Regions from separate parts of the Homo sapiens genome. Here region 1 is linked to region 2. Evidence: chromatin contacts called from ENCODE Hi-C or POLR2A ChIA-PET data. All regions are on one chromosome and are shown on one strand. The core of a region is the stretch at or near the end of the contact, and the rest is flanking DNA. Distances in the headings are between cores, read along the strand shown. Region 1 overlaps MPRIP (myosin phosphatase Rho interacting protein). Region 2 overlaps MPRIP (myosin phosphatase Rho interacting protein).

Region 1 (2,700 bases), core at 110-2,609, 61 kb after region 2:
AATAAAACAATTTCACAGTATTCTTCCCAGAAGAGAGTTAGGGTTAGGCACTCTTCTGGGAAGAAGACCCATAGTTTTCATTAGGTTCCCAAGGTTCACTGTCCAGAAAAGAGGTTCAAACCATAGTTCTGGAAGTCTTCTCAGAGTGTCCTCCCTTCCCCAGCCACAACCTGGAGCTCAGAGTTAGAGACGCTACCAGGAGGGACAGGTGAAGGCAGCCATGGGCTCCCGTGCCTCGAAGGGCAGGTGGAGGGAAGTGTCTTTACATCCTGCCCCCTTTTCTTCTGAGCACCCACCATTGGCTGACAGCCCACCCACTCTTCCAAACGTCCCAGATGAAAAGGCCTGTGAGCCTGCAGGTTAGTCTCCAGGATAAGGAAGCATCTCCCAGAGATACTGCTGGTGAGAGGAAAATGACACGTTGACTTCCTAGGGAAAGGAAGGGCAGCCAAGTGGTTCCCAGCCCCTGCCTAGTGCCCCAGGGTGCTCTGCTAAGCACTTGGCTGCCTTAATGTTTCATAGTAGCCTGATGAGGATCTGTTACTACCGCCCCCAGTTATAGATGTGAAAACTGAGGCTCAGGAGTAGGTGACTTCTCAACAATGGATAGCTGGTGCAGATCCCAGTGGGGCCTTAGCCAGGAAGTCCCTGCTCCCATCCTGTGATCCAGGACTGATGCCAAGGATGCTCTTTTAAGCAATTAAGAAAATATATAAGTAAAGGGTTTTGCTAGAGAGAGGAGGAGGCCAGTGGGTGGGCAGGGGAGGCTTCATGCTGGCTGGCAAGCAGGCTGTGTGTCGTGGTGGCTCCAGAGCAGGATCAGCTATGTCCTGGTTTAGCGCCAGACCACAGAATTAGCATTCAGCACACCTGCTTGGCTTGGCTTCTTCTCGGAGAGACTCCTTTTGAACTCGTTCTTGTCTCCTGTCGCCTGGGACAGGTGCAGTCTCTGGGGCTTTGTACTCTGCATGCACTGCCACACGGGGATGGGTTTTCACCTGGTGCTGGCCCCACCCCCCACCAGTTCTGCATACTAATACTGCAGCATCCCTTTCTCCTGACCCTGGTGACATCTGATTGGCTGCTGTCGCTTTCTGAGGCCTGCTCACTGGATCCCTAGTAGCCCACCCTGTGCTTGGTTGGATTCCTGTCCCCTGGTTGATTAGAGCAGAATCTCCAAATTGGCAAGAGATTCTTGGCCACACCTACCTGAAATGGCAGCCACAATAGGTGTGCCCAGGAGCCAGACTGCTGGGACCACAGGGTTGGTTTTTTGACAAGCCACAGTCATCTAGGCAAGCCTATCTGAACCTGACCGGTTCTGGGCTTCGATGTGTCCGTTCCTCAGACTTCCAGAGTGTTTCTTGGATAGTGAGTCACCTCTGGCTGCTGAGTGGGGGAAGTTGTTTTCCTGGTTGGCCTGCTGGTGACTGGCAGCAAGGACAGCTCCCCATGTAGCCCTAACCCCCCTGCCCTCAGCACAGCGGTTAGTGCCCTGGGAACCCTGGAGCTGCAGGGTGCAGGCCCCGTTTTCTGTGCTGACCAGTAAGGTGCTTGCTGTCCCACCTGCAGCTTCCAGGGCACCAAGTAATAACTTTCCACCTCGCCCAGTAGATCAGGGCAGCCAGTGTGCGAGCCTGTGGTCTTACAGGATCTCCCCAGGCCCCCATGCAGAGTGACTGTAGCAAGTGCCTTTCCTCTTCTCCACCACGACTCCTCTGTCTGGATCCCCACAGTACCACGGCATGCGATTTGCATGAGGTTAAAGCCCAGCAGTTCCTCACTGCTTTCCTGGGGCTTTCTAGGCCCCAGTGTTGGGCAGAGGAGCCCTCATCCTGGAAGTGGCCTGTTGGTGAGCCTTGAATCTCACCAAGATCCCACCACAATCGCTCAAGTGTGGTGGACGCCTGGCTTGCACTTACCAAGCTTTCCCTGGGTGTCCTGGAACTCCAGCAGCTTCCTTAGCTTCCTGCTCTCACAATGCCGCGGCCTCTGCTGCTCCCCTACCCCAGCGCCTGCCTCCGCTGCTGGTTCTAGCAGGCTGGCCCGGCACAAGCTTCTTTCCTGAGGAAGACACTTTGTGTCTAAGCACAGGGAGGAAGCTGAGCTGAGGAAGACACTTTGTGTCTAAGCGCAGGGAGGAAGCAGAGCCCGGGGCCCTCGCCCTCCTCTCTCCGGGGGTGAAGACGCCTTAGGCAGCCAGTTTTCCCTCGCACTCCCTGAGAAGCAGCTGGCCTCTTGGGGGAGGTGGGGTCTCAGGAATTGATCTTGTTTCCTCTCTTCCTTGTGGAGATAATTAGGCTTCCAGGCTTGGGAGCCCTTCACCCACTTCCTCTGGGTTCTTATCCTCTTGTCCAGAGCAGCAGTGACACCCTCCCCGCCAGGTAACTTAGGTGCCCCTGGGAGAACAGGCCCGGCCCTGTGAGCTGAGCCTCAGCTGGTGCGTCCCCCACCTCTGACCCCACCAGGGTGACTTCTTGCAGCTGGAGGACAATCATGGTCTCTCTCCCTCTTCAGTGATTACCTTGGGTTTTTGCTTCTTTAATTCTTTGGATAATTTTGGTTCACCATTATTTGATTTGAAAAAGCAGCGCTCTTCCATGTATTCATTTCCCAGCCTTGTTTTCTTTCAGGTCTTGCCTCTGCGCTCTCCTGCTGTGCCGCTGGGTGGCGCTGCGCCTCCTCCACCCGCTTCGCCCC
Region 2 (2,700 bases), core at 26-2,525:
CTCCTCCCCACCTCCCTGGTTTTCCAGTTGCTTCCTGGGCTGGATGAGTGTTTGCTGCTGTTGCCCCAGAGGCCAAACCTGAAAATCAACTAGGTGGAATTTCTGGCTTTTCTTTTTCCACCCATTTTATCTCCTGACTTTTTCTCTAAAGGAGATTAGTCTCTCCTAATTAATCTAAAGTAGGACTGCATTCCAAACTTTGTAAAGGGTTGAAGATGCGAGATTTGATCGCCTTTTCCAGTTCCACTTGGTGGGTGAATGTTTGTGTGCCCATATGTGCAGCATTTTAAAATTGGGACTGTCCTGGAAAGCCTAGTCTCACTATGTAAAATAGGCAGCCCCTGCCTATCCTACCCAGAGTTTGTTTCTTTGCTGCAGGGGCGAGACAGACTCTGGAAGTATGAGTGGAGATAACTGTCCCTAGAGGTACCTTCCAGACTGCGGCAGGGGGTGGCGGGGGTGCCTGGGATTTTTGGGTGGTCATTACAGCTCACATGTGCAAAGGTCAGAAGTGGGCGTGTTTGTACTCGAGTCCTAACCTTTGTGATGTGATATGTTTTCTACTTTTGTTTCTGGGGTGAATTAAGAGGATGGTACCATAATCCTGTATCAACTGTCACCTCACTGGTTCCTACTTAAAAAGAATTGTCTTCCTTTTCATTCTTTCCGGTGAGCATATTTGTACATCATGATTAGAGCATAGGGGGTTTTTGCTATGGGAACGTCTGTGCTCCAGGGTAGTGTACTGGAGGTGAGCACCGATTGTGGACTTGGCTGGAAGTAGGAGCAGGGAGACAAAGCATTTGGACACTCCGTTCCTTTGAGGCAAGAAAGCAGACCTGGAGGATTAGACTTCACACTTCGTGTTCTCCTGGCTTAGCCCTTACACAGGGAGTAGCCCTGGGGTCAGAGCTGGGCTCCTGCAGCTGTGAGGTTTATCTTGCCTCCCTGTGGCTGACTGACTGGCTGAGTCCTGCAATTGACTTAACAGTATCAGAGGAGCCTCAAGAGGTCACTGGATTACATTCAGGCTGGGCTGGGTCATGAACCATCCCAAAAAAACAAAGTTCCCTGCACTGTTTCCTTGGGGACTGATAATTTCAGTCAGGAAATCTTTCTTTAGGTCTAACTAAAGTCCAGCAAAATCCATTATTCCCTCTGGCTCAGTTGCACAAGCACAAAGAGGGTAGCTTCTGGGGACGCCTTGGTGCTGGCACAAGTGCAGAGCACATGCTGCCTCCCAGGCACGGCTTCTGGATAATTGAGGCCGCTTAGCCAGGAGCACCGACACTTCACAGTGCACTGTGGTCTCCCAGCAACCTGGATATGAGTTGCGTATTATTTCATGGAGTGCTCAGGCAGAGGTGGGACTGTGCCAGGGATGTGGGGAAAGAAAGAAGTCCCAGGGAAAACTTGGACTGAGAGAGGGCATGGGGGCAGGCCCAGAGCTGGGAGTTTTGGGCCACGGGCTGCTTTCTGGCAGATGACCTGGGAGCTGGAGAAACTGACCCAGTGAGCCCATCAGTAAATACTGCTTTGCCCAGCCGAGGCTGTGGAGGGGTTTCCCTGTTGTATCAGGAAGGTCACAGGGGAAGGTTGCAAGGAGGCACTTAGGGTAGAAGCCAGGTGGGAGGAGGCAGAGGCTGGAGAGATTTCTCTAGCACCCAGTGCTCTGCATCAGGGTTTGCTCCTCAGAGCCACTCCCCAGAGTGAGCAGACAGCCTGTAGCCCAGGAGCTCCAGCTTAACGGTCAACCGCCCTGAGCTGAGAGTCCCACCCCAAACAGGCTGGCAGGATCCTGAGACCTGGAGCAGGAAAACTCCATTTCAGATAGGCTTATGTGTGGGTAAACTCCAGCCAAGCTGGAAGCTTCCTTTGTGAGTGCCTGGAAATAGACCAGTGGTCCTCAGCGTCATGCCTCCCAGGGCCACTGGCCATGTCTGGAGTCATCCTTGATTGTCACACCTGGGGCAGGAATGCTGCTGGCATCTAGTGGGTGGAGGCCAGGGATGCTACTGAATCTCCTTCACAGAACAGCCCCCAGAACAAGGAAGGCTCCAGCCCAAAATGTCAACAGTGCCAAGGCCAAGAAACTGAGCAGTTTCGACAGGGGTTTATTTAAATTCTTATTTATTTTTAAAAATGAAAATGTAAATGTGATTTGCTATTAGCTCTGCTCTTAAACAGCACGGGACTCACCTGTCAGATTTCCTGGAGTGAGGGGGATGATGGTGCAGTGCCAGTCGTAGAATGGGGTGGGCCTGTTTCTGATCTAGAGAGGTCTACGGGGTTCCCCTGCACACCAGGCAACCACAGGGCCTGCAGAACTGCTTGTGTGTGTGTGTACCAGGGAGCACATAGGTGGCACTCCCTACGTGGTGCCCTCAGACCGTGATGTTGCAAAGCAATCCCTACCTGGGCATTTGTCTCCAAAAGCAGCAGCTCTAAGCAGCCCGTGGCTACCTCTGACCCTCCCAGGCTCATATAATAAACTATAGCATTTTATGGCTGGTCTGTGCCCTCCACACTCAATCAGCATCTATTTCGAATTGTTACTGACTTATATGATGTTACCATTTGATTTCATTTGCTTGAGTGTTATCTTGCCAACTAGACTGACTTCTTGTTGTTGTTGGGCCCGTGATAATTCTTGGTGTGTCTCCCCATTGTCTAGCATGGGGTTTGGGCGGCACAAATCTA

What was found. Hi-C counts contacts between places; a loop is a spot of excess contacts on that map. ChIA-PET counts read pairs that join two places held with the same protein, here RNA polymerase II (POLR2A). Pooled maps may share reads with other maps.
Region 1: a loop to region 2 is called in a map of dorsolateral prefrontal cortex, with 1.8 times the contacts of the local background. The contact joins two enhancer-like sites. A Hi-C loop is called at or near these places in 3 of 168 maps with a recorded cell type or tissue (dorsolateral prefrontal cortex, heart right ventricle and ovary) and 2 of 50 pooled maps. POLR2A ChIA-PET finds 5 or more read pairs at or near these places in 6 of 52 experiments (A549, BJ, OCI-LY7 and 3 more).

What each region holds. Positions count from the first base shown.
Region 1 is chr17:17,139,377-17,142,076 of GRCh38, forward strand. All of the region lies in intron 7 of MPRIP (myosin phosphatase Rho interacting protein), which reads left to right. Among named protein-coding and RNA genes, the nearest start is that of PLD6, 66 kb to the right of the region's middle. RefSeq lists enhancers at 1,294-1,884, 2,585-2,700. Within about 2 kb of position 1,360, at least 4 of the 41 ENCODE cell types and tissues checked have a DNase peak (open chromatin) inside an H3K27ac peak, as active enhancers do; they include PC-9, where a contact is called at or near this core.
Region 2 is chr17:17,078,621-17,081,320 of GRCh38, forward strand. All of the region lies in intron 3 of MPRIP (myosin phosphatase Rho interacting protein), which reads left to right. Among named protein-coding and RNA genes, the nearest start is that of MPRIP, 38 kb to the left of the region's middle. Within about 2 kb of position 1,276, at least 18 of the 41 ENCODE cell types and tissues checked have a DNase peak (open chromatin) inside an H3K27ac peak, as active enhancers do; they include PC-9, where a contact is called at or near this core.